Linked DNA regions of Mus musculus: region 1 is linked to region 2. A link is a loop called in an ENCODE intact Hi-C map of the cell type or tissue named here. Cell type or tissue: left cerebral cortex. All regions are shown on one strand. Links, peaks and the distances in the headings refer to the core of each region. The heading gives the core; the rest is flanking DNA.

What was found. A loop is a pair of places that touch in the nucleus more often than their neighbours do. Peaks named below come from ENCODE experiments on the same cell type or tissue, not always from the same donor. Only the 100,000 strongest peaks of a DNase experiment are listed, where the experiment ranks them.
Region 1: it touches region 2 in a loop (7-fold over the local background); 3 of 42 quality-filtered maps call a loop at or near these places.

The regions. Positions count from the first base shown.
Region 1 is chr2:136,645,008-136,650,386 of GRCm38, reverse strand. All of the region lies in intron 2 of Gm32659 (a long non-coding RNA gene), which reads left to right. Among named protein-coding and RNA genes, the nearest start is that of Snap25, 66 kb to the left of the region's middle. In left cerebral cortex, for the core only: no CTCF peak of the experiment used is centred there; DNase peaks (open chromatin) are centred at 888, 1,598 and 3,198; H3K27ac peaks cover 1,944 bases.
Region 2 is chr2:136,710,199-136,715,577 of GRCm38, reverse strand. It overlaps Snap25 (synaptosomal-associated protein 25), which reads right to left and starts at 2,128. Exons shown (of 8, transcript NM_011428.3): 1 at 1,978-2,128. It overlaps Gm32659 (a long non-coding RNA gene), which reads left to right and starts at 1,240. Exons shown (of 3, transcript XR_375013.3): 1 at 1,240-1,705. In left cerebral cortex, for the core only: no CTCF peak of the experiment used is centred there; DNase peaks (open chromatin) are centred at 2,951, 3,295, 3,668, 4,239 and 3 more places; H3K4me3 peaks cover 3,407 bases; H3K27ac peaks cover 4,106 bases.

The DNA of each region.
Region 1 (5,379 bases), core at 251-5,250, 65 kb after region 2:
AAGCCACCTTCTATATGGTAGAAAGAGTGTTGATTCCTCTCCAGTCCAATTTATATAATTTATGTGCTCAATAATAGTTATTCAAGTAAATGGAGAGGCCTGCCTGGGTGTAGGTGGCTAGTGAGAGAAGACTTAAATCAATCAATCAATCAATCAATCAGTCAATCAATCAATCAATCTAGGTTCTGATTCAGTGATATGGATGGAAAATGTACAGATGTGAATCCAGGAGAAAATGGTATACAAAGTCAGAACTTTGATACTCTTACCATGTAACATCCAACATACCGATTTTTGTTTTAGTTTGTTTAACTCTTTGGAGATGGGAGATTTTTTTCTCTGAAGTTTTTTCCTCCCTATTGTTAAAACAGACCTTCAGGTGAACCTGTTCATAAGCTCTACTTGGGGTCTTGTTTAAAAGGGGTAGGAAAGGCCAGTCACCATTCCCTCCTGCACAGTTAAATGGGAAGGACGTTCTGAGATGCTTGAGACATGAGTTACACCCAAACAGTGGTTTTGACATGCTCCCCATCGGCCTCCACTTTCTTTCCCCATGCCTGAACACCTACAGATACACATGCACACACAAAGAGCAACTTTCTGACCATGGTTTAGAAATGTGACACTCCCTCCTATACACATCCATCTCTTTGGAGACTACACTCAGTGCTCTTATCACACAACTTGGTCCCAAATGAATTCACAGGACACAGGCACAGACATGTTCATAGACACGGACCATTTCCCAACGTTGAAGGAGAAGACACTGATGAAGTATAGGGTGAAGTATATGGAAGCAGACTGAACATCTGGGAGGAACAAGGAGGCTCAGGGTTGGCCAGCAACTTTAGTCCACTTTTTTGACTTGGAGAGTTGGTGACTCACATTCAGCTGGGACAACTCATGGCACATATTGGTTTTACAGTTCTGCAACTTCATGAACATTTCATAAGCTCTCTCAGTGGCCTTGATATTGCTCCCTTTTTACCACCAGATCCATCCTTCTGAATTAGAAATCAGCCAGAAATTGGTTCTGGAAGGCCCCAGCTAGCTGTCCCTTTGATGTCTGATCCTGGGGTGGATGAGGTATATGGCTGGATGCTTTCTTAGAAGCTTCCTATGATGCTTTATCGTCAGGCTGTTCCACCTCCAGGTGTTATTTCTAACCCCATTCAGCTAGACTTTAAAGAGAAGCTGTACAGTTGGTAGGGTTTACTAACCTGAGACCTGAGTTCCACTGATTAATAGACATCTAGGCTAGGAGACTGCATGTGGGCTCAAAATCAAGGGGAAACATTTGGATCTCCAGGACAAGTAGGACAGTCTAAAACCTGGAGCTGAGTCTGAAAGGAGCAGAGAGCAACAATGAAGCCACGGTGTCCTCAGACCGTGCAGGGACAAAATGAGTTGTACCTGTCTCGAGTTACTGCACTGGTTTTCCAGCCAGCTCTGCAGCCTGACTGCTTTTTACTGCAGAGCCTGTGCCCTCCAGGTGCAGGTGGCCATTGATGCCCCACAGGCCCCAGTAAAGGTGTGCCAGGAAGCCTTCTTTTCTCTGCAGTGAGGACCTGGGCCAGCTCTGGGCTGGCTGCCAACAGCTGCTTGCAGACTGAGTCACAGCACAGACCTCTCGGCTGCAGTCAAGGAAGGAACAGACAGCAAACTGTGATGGGCAATGTCTCTTTGCTTTTACTTGCCCTCTTTCCATAGCTCCTCTGATCTTTCACGCGATGTAGGGCTCCTGGTTCCATTTGTGTAGATTCCCAATCCCTTTAGAGTATTTACCTTTCGGAAGTATTTATGTCCTTGGTGGCTCCTTGTGCCATCCGTGCATCTCTTAGGATACTGCACTATAGGAAGATCAGGAAGAAAGGCCTGATGAAGTATAGTCATTCCAGTAGTTACCAGTGAGAATTAAAGGAACCGTTTGTCCTCTAAAAACACCTGAACTTCCTTCTAGAGAGGACTCCCCTGGGACAGAGTCAGCAAGATGCCCTTGGCATGTCAAGGTCACCTTCCTGCATCTGGATGAAACCTTGTGTAACAAGATGACTTTTCTTCCCCTTTCTGTTTTGGAGAGTTTGGTAAGTGGCAAGTAGGAGAATGTGGCACTTCATCAGCTCTCATGTCCCCAGCAATTACCTGGGGGAGAATCTTGTTAAAATGCAGGTGCTGAGATGAGGCCTAGCATTCTGCATCTCTAACAAACTTCCAGGTTAAAGGATAACTGCGTAGAGAGGAGGCTAATACAGAACAGAATAATCGGATCCTATGAAGTACCAGGCAAGTGTAGCATTTCAGTTGTTTTATGAATTTGTCCTTGAAAGAAAAGCATATTTGCATATTAGGAGGAGGTGTCTACATTCCTAATTCAAAAGCAGGTCATTGCTGTTGCTCTTGGGAAGAGGTAAGGTTAGGAGAGAATCATGGGACTGCCCATTCCTTCATTCCTTGACCTTCTTTCTCTTCCTATTTCAGTGGGCCCTGACCCCAGTTGTGACGAACACTAACTGCATTTGGTTACTTCCTAGGCCAAATGACATAGAGGAGAAGGTTGGATAAAGGCCACGGAGAAAGATAATATATGACAAAATACAAGGGGAATGTTTGTAGGAGTGTTCTCCCTAAATTAAATCTGGAAACAGCTCAGAGGCCTAATAGCAGCAGCAACAGCTTTAGCAGCAGCAGCAGCATAAGAAGAAGAAGAGACTAAATTGCGTTGGATTCATACCATGGAACAAATTATTGTAACATGCGGTCCCCTCTGTATGAGTCTTAGAGACAAAAATGACAAAGATAAAAAGATAAGCACAGGAGTATTTACTGTTTGAGTCCTTGTAAATTAACCAGAGTCAGAATTAACCAGATTAAAACTAACCAGAAGTCAAAAGACTGGTAGCCTGAGAAGCTAACCTCTGTTGAAGAGGAATGTGCGTGTGAAATCTGTGGGTTGCCAGAAGCTCCTTCACGTTGGTCTAGGCTTACTCTCCAGTTTACTAAGCTGGATATTTAAGATTTGCATAATTTGCTATGTATGTTAGATTTAAATGAAGAAAAAAAATACTCAAAGCTAAAAATCCAAGAGGGCTTACTTCTAATTTTTACTTACACTGTCTCCCACCCCGCTTCACATTTCTGGGCCTCTGTCCCCTCCCCACATCTCTCATAAAGTGAAAATCTGTGTTGGCTCTATCAGTCATCCTCTCTGGTTTGCTTCTTGCTGGCTTCCCAGGTACTTTTTCTAGACCACATATCAAAAATAGAAGCTGCTTTCTCATCACGTCCTCCCACTGTGACTTCACAGAAGGCTCGGGCTGGGCTGTTTGCAGCACACAGGGCTGCCCTCTGGGCTCTAAGCCTTTCCTGCCCAAGTGCTGTGTCCTCTGTCCACCAAAATCCTCTTTTGTCTCCTTAGTCCTGAATTGGAAACCTCTCAAGTCCACAGTAAATTATTGGCAGAATTTTCTCCCCAGGAAGGGAGGATACTAGACAATGTCTAAATACCCCTTCCAAGTCCTGATGACAAAACAAGGTTCAATTCCACCCACATTTGCCCTGATGAACCCATGAGTATATTAGGATTGATTATGGAGCACAGATGAGGGGTTATTGATCAGAAAATTAGTGACCCCAAACCAGCCTCTCTGGAAAGTCGTCACAGCATGGATGGTGGCTTCTCAGTGTCCACACAGATAGAATCCCCTTCCCCTTGCCCTTCCTGCTCTATCTACTCTGGCCCCTTGCTAAGACCCAAAGCCACACCCAGTTGGGTCAGAATTGCATATAATTGTCTGGAAGGAATGCTGGCTGCTCAGGTGAGGGTCCCATGATGGTGCAAGCCTCTTCCTTCTCTGATTCAGGGAAACCCAGCCGTGATGCTGTTCTACAGGTGGGATAGCTGCTCTCATTAGGACAGTGCTGTATAACACAAACACACATTGGCATTTCACTGATTTTTGACTGCACGGGGAGGGAAACTTAGTAGCCAGAAGTTTTTACAGAGTGAGGGCATTATGGAGACAAAACTCAAAAAATAAAAGCAAAAATCCCCACACTATAAAACGTATATCTTTTGTAACTTTGAGCCTGACCCAATGACTTGCAATGTTTTATACAAACATTCAAAGCCAAACTTCTTGTGACCTGTGGCACATTGCTCTATATGGCCAGTATCAAGGAGAACTGGTCCTGTCAAGTTTACCAGTTAACAAGATGGGGACCTATCCAGATATAGGATCCCCATAGGGGCATAAATGTAGTGAAAAGTGACCCCATTAACTATTGTAAGAAAACTCCAACTCTTGTTTGTTCTCTCTAAGAGCTGACAATTCTAGTTTTCTCTACGACTGTATATATACCTTACTAATCTTTTTATATCAATTATCATTTGATAAAAACATTTACTCCTTTTCCATTGTCTCACAATTCCTTGCATGACATTTTGGTGGATCACAAAGAGAAGTCTCTCCTTAGCTTCCTTAGGCCCTTGTCATTCTTTCTCCAAATACCTTCATGTCTCCCCTCCCTCATACTGTTGGTTCATCCCTCTCTGCATCACATCCATAAGAATTTAACGTCTCTCATTCCTAAGATGCTCTCTATTTTTATTCCAGTGTGACTAGACCATGTGTCTGTTATTCTGTAGCAAATTTGTCTGGGCATTGTCACATGCAGTTGCTAAGGGTTGAAGAGAAAGAGGAAGGGTGTTCAAGGTCAATAGAGGCCAGACATGAAATTGGTAAACTTTCTTTTCTAGCATATTCTCTTGGTAATAACAAGTCATAGGTTGGATTCAAAGGGCAGGAAAATAAAGCCACCTCAGGACTAGAAATGCTGCAAAATCACGTTGCAATGAATATGCCTATAGACAAAATCAGAGCCTTTTCAATAATAAATTGTCACTTTGGGTAAGGTATAAAGATGGTAGATGGTAGGATTAAAAATTGGGTCGTCTTTTTTTTAAAATGCATTTTGTTACATAAGGTTATTTTCATGCAGGCACAGAATGCCCTTTGGGCATAACCTCATATTCTCCTATCTTCCCCCTACCTCTTCCCTTCCCTTAGTCTTTATTCCTCTTAAATACTTTTACTTCTATCTTCTTTCTTTCTTTCTTTCTTTCTTTCTTTCTTTCTTTCTTTCTTTCTTTCCTTCCTTCCTTCCTTCCTTCCTTCCTTCCTTCCTTCCTTCCTTCTTTCTTTCTTTCTCTCTCTCTTTCTCTCTCTCTCTCCCTTCCTTCCTTCCTTCCTTCCTTTCTTTCTTTCTTTCTTCTTCTTCTTCTTCTTCTTCTTCTTCTTCTTCTTCTTCTTCTTCTTCTTCTTCTTCTTCTTCTTCTTCTTCTTCTTCTTCTTCTTTTTTTTGAGACAGCGTTTCTCTGTG
Region 2 (5,379 bases), core at 277-5,276:
GCAGCTAAATAATCTGGAATGAATTTCCACTGAGATCAACTTACATCTACACACAATAATATGCCAGCATATACATACATGGAAACACATGATTTTTATAAAGAGAACCCACAAATAAATAGCTGGGGATAAAATAACTCTTTTTAATAGAGAATTTTAGTATCTTTGGGAGACAGATGATTGGAGTTATAACTAAATGAACACAATTCAAGACCTTTGGGAGGAGGTCTTTAAAAGGGTTCATGCTAGCATGTCTTTAATGCATTATATACATCCTTATATATGAAGCTGTTATTCTCATTTAACAACTGTGGAAAGCATATCATTTTAGTCTTGATACATTCATGACAATTATGAGACTCTAAATCAAACAGATATTTATCATCATGACAATTTTTGCTCATGCGGAGTCTCTAAGCCTCAGAGAAGAAAATAGTTATCATGACCTCAGCAAAATCCTGCAGTGCCATAATAGAAATTGCAGTGAATCTTGGGGGTCAGATTCCTGCTTCAGCCGATTCATAACCCTGAAGGACATGTTTAACTTCTCCCAAGGATGACCATTCTTAACGTCAACATCTACAGCAATCAATCTGCCATATCCAATGTTAATATGAAATGCACTAACTCCAAAACCACAGCCAAAGATATTGAAATTTTTCTTTTGGCTGTGTATGCTTGTTTCTACCTAGTTTTAAGAATAAAGGAAAAGTGACAAAGGGATTTATTCCAGAAACTAGTTCAGATAACCCATATTAAAAAAAAACACAGGGAAGGAACTGTCCTATAAATAGATAGTACTAGCATCATCTTATAAGCCCACTGGAGCCCACCTAATATCAACGGATATATCTACCCTGTGTTAAATACAAAAAATTACAGTATATATGTCGTAATGGAGGATAAGTGACCGTTTTTAAAAGTATGGTTTTGTTTTGTTTTGTTGTTTTGTTTTTGTCTAAACCAAGGCACAGGAAGAAATACAGAAGGCTTCTACAAGTAGTCTGCTTTTTCTTGAAGCTACGTGGGAAGTGAGGAAGAGAGCAGGCAATTGTCTGTAAATAAATCCCTGCTGACAGGATTTATTCTTCTGTCTTTCTTTTAATCTACTATGCGAGCTCTATTAAGACTTTCTATAAGACCTGGATCTCAGAGAGAAAATTTGGCCTCTAGTCCCAGCCAGGCATCTCTGCAGCAGGTAATGCGGCGCTGCAGCCGGATCGCTGTCCGCGGTGCTGAAAGGTCAGGGCGCCGACGCGGGCGCCGAGCACTCCTGTCCAGGGTGCTGAGCTCCCGCCATCGCACCCCCACTAGTCTAGCCCACCGCACCAAACCTCCAGAGCTCTCCCACTTTGCAGCACATGCTCGCCTGTAGCTGACTTGGGGCAGGCGGCATAAATCAAGTCTGTGGGGCATGGAGGCTGCTGCCGCTGCCGCTGCCGCAGCTCAGCTTGCCCAGGGAGGGAACTGCCCCCCTTCTCCTTTCGCCTCCCCAGCGCCCACACCCTGCCTTCTCATCTCCCTTGGGTAGCAGTGCCCTAAACACTACAGTCATAATCATAGGGTTGGAACGAACTACAAGATCGTGTTTTGCTTTTAAATTTTAGACTACAGGTAGAAAAAAAACCCCACAATCCTAATAACCTAAACATATCTCAAAACTGCATCGCAAGATGGAAGAGGGTCCCACGGCTGCTTCAAAAGAGTAAGTTATTATTCTGTACACATCCTCGCTATTTCTTCCCACCACTCCATCTGTAGTGTCCCCATTCACTCCTTCTCCAAACAGCTCACCTCGAAAATACTTTTATGCAGCCCCAGGCGAGAGTCTAGGTAGATATGCACACAGGGAATACCGCACCCTAAGTGCACCAATACTTGTATTTACCCAGGCTCACTTGGGCTGCCAGCTGCAGTCCCTTCTGTGTATGCAGCCATACAGGGCTAGGACCTGGATCGGGGGAGGGGGCTCTTTACCTTGTCTTCTCCGGAGGATGCTGTCCGCTGATCCCTGCAGGTAGCAAGAGTGGAGGAGCCGCCGGGTAGGGAGGGAAGGAAAGACAGCTCCAGACCTCCCCGAGGTTTCTTCTTCAATGCAACGTGAGCTCTGCCCTCATCAAAGATGGCCGTTCCTTTGACGTCAGCAGCTTTTAATAGCCGGCTCCTCGAGGGGCGGGGAGGAAGTGTGATGGGGGAGGGCGGAGGGAGGAAGGTGGCTGGGGGCGGTAGGGGAGGAGCCGGGAGGTGCGGAGCGCTTGACTCAGCTCCCTGAGCGCTTTGCAGCAACCCTTTTTATTTCAATCTTTTATAAACACCCAAATGGAGCGATTCTTTTGACTCCATTTTAGCACCGTCTTGGGAAATACATATTTCTTGCGACTGTTTTCCTGATGGCCTATGCGTTTGCTTACGTGTGCATGCATATGTGAATATATGTATGTAAATACGTGTGTTTGGAATGTATATACAATTATAATAATGTAAACATATACATATTTATATGTAAAACGTTCCCCTGATGATTTGTCTTTGGTTGAGTCACAGACACGAGAGGAAGGTAAAGGAATAGAAGGGTAATGATGTGAGGGATTGGCATAGATTTCTGTTGTGATTTATTTTCTCCAGAGAAGAGGGTCCGAAGAGGCATTCCCCTCAGCTCTCGCTCTCACCAGCTCCTTTCGTGACCAGGTTACTCACATTGCTATTTTTATGAAAATTATTGTATTAAAGCAGCATTGCAGGTTTAGAGTTCTCATTTAATCATGGCCAGTTTGGGAAAGGCTCACACTTTCTTTTAAAGTACGTCAGAGCAATTATCACCGAGATAACACCTGAGTTGGGGAAAGGGAGAGGGAAGCTAGTTAGCCCTATTAGCTTGGGTTTGCAGGGCTAGGGCTTTGAGTTGCGAGTTGTTTGCCCGGGGCTTATAGATGACTCTGTGGCGGGTTGAATTTGCAGTCTGGGCCTAGAGCGGTATTCGGGTTTCTTAGAACGTGTCCAGACATCCGGGGGTGGGGGTGGGGGGAAGGTGGCTAGGACAGTACTGAAATCTGGAGGGTCACTCATTGCACAAGCACTTTCAGTGGCCGACCCTCTGAACCTCTGGGTCTGGTATGAGCAAGAATGTCTACTTCTGCTGGTTCAGATGAAAGATTAGAAGTAATAACCACACAATATAATCCTGTCTTTGCTTGTCGTGCGTCAGGAGCAGTCAGGAGCTGGGTAGGGCAGGCGGCGATATGCAAATAGTTCGGTGGTGCAGCCTCTAGATGATTCACAGGTGTTGGGGAGGTTGTCCGGGTTCTAGGCAGGGAGGGAGAGCTGGGGAGCGCGTGGGAGGTGGGGGACCTCGTCTCAGGAACTGTTTGTACTTTTCCGCGGAGGATGCGATTAGAAGTCGTGCCTCGCAATCTTAAAACTTGATGGCCTCTTGGGCGATGGAAAATCCTTTTCTCTTAGAAACACACACGCGCACACACACACACACACACACACACACACACACACACACACACACTTAAAACTGGATCTGAAAAGCAACGCGTAAACGCCCCCCGCCCCGGTCTCGATAACACACACACACACACACACACACACACACACACACACACACACCACGCTTGCTGGTTTTAAAGGCAAGCTTAGGTAATAAAGCTTTTAATTGTAGGCGAAGACAGACGGGGAGCTGAGGGAGGAGGGGGTTGGGTGGATGTACATAGGAGAGGAGCAGAATTTCCTTTTTCTAACAGATACCAAGATCCAAAGGATATTTTGAAATCTTAATGTTTGCGATGATGATGGTGTTTGGGTTTTGATTAAAACCGGATTCCTGAAATATTGCTGCTGCAATTTGCTTACTGAGTTATTCAACATTTAAATTTTTGTACGACAGAAAAAAATATGCTTGGCCCTCACTAGGCTGCCATTCCAGCTCATATTTTCATTATAATAAAGCTCGCAGGAATAGGCTTAAGAATGTAATATTTTTCAGTTATGATATGACTTGGGAAAAAAAAGGCAGCATGCAGAGTTGGCAGAGACAGACAAACTACCCTACAAGAAGGAGAAAGAAAATATGTATAGGGCCCTCCAACTAGAAATCATTCAGGCAGAAAGTTTGTGAAAGAATGGGGGCAGGGGATTTCCCCCCCCCCCCTTTTTTTTTTAAGTACGTCATTGAGGGAGCCTCATTCTGCAGGCAAAAGTGATGTGGCAAGCACCGGAGAGAAGAGCTTGGTGTTCTGAATCTTTAGCTGAAGATTCCTCACACTGACAACTTCAGAAATTACAGAGAGGAAGACAGAGTCGCACTGACTCATGGAGCCACAGAAAATACCAACAGCCCCTCTGAAAGAGGTGACAGCATTATTCATATCTGTATGCTCCTTCACAAAATGATGATAAGAGGTTCTCTATGCTTGGGAATCACTAAGATCTAATCTAAGATACCCTGGAAATGTAAAAGCTTTTCCTGTGTAGCAAGATAGTCCCTAATATACTTTGAATATCGTATTGTTTCTATTGTTTCATTAAAATAAAGCAGAACAAACAAAAACTCCCGTGGTGATGATTGACAGTCCCCGGCCAGCAGATTTATGTTATTCTGGGTTTACAATGACTTGGCCCATACAGAGAAGCAAGGTGAAGACAATTTTGCCCCGAAATGATTTAGCTGTGTCTGAGTCCCCTCTACAAAGATCCAGTATGTGTAGTTCCTGATGCCAAGGAACTCACTGCTGTGATTAATGGGTATGTATGGTATGCTAATGCAGTCTCTGAAAGCTCTTTGGTATACCATGCCCCCAAGCATTCTAATTTGCAATGGTTATTCTTGGAATACAAAGTTCAAGATTCATAGCCAAGTGGGAGGCTAAGGCAAGGGCTTCATTGTGAGTTCAAGGCCAGCCTGGGCTATACAGTAAGTTTGAAGCTAGCCTGGGCTTTATAGTAAGACCTTGTTCCAAAATGCCAAAATGTAAATGAATAAATACATGGATAAATATAAATTCAGAAAACAAGAGAAAAAAAAAACCTCCAAAGATTGTTAGTTGGCTTGACAATTACAATTTCATAAAAGTATGTTTTTGTTATTTGTGTTGTTTGACAATTTCATGCATTCATATATTGTATTCTGATTATTCTCTCTTCCACCTTCTCATCATCTTTGTAATTCCCTCTTCTTCCATATTCCTACCACTCTCTTTCTTGGCTCACAACTATGGGTTTTGTTTTGGGGCCCATTTAGTTTCCCTGGGGACTATCTGTGTAATCACTGAATTGGAAGTGTTCAGTGGAGCCTGATAAGGTCATCGGTGAGTACACAACTGAAGGAGATGGATGCTCTCTCCATTCCCTGAGCCTGAGGGTAGCAAACAGTGC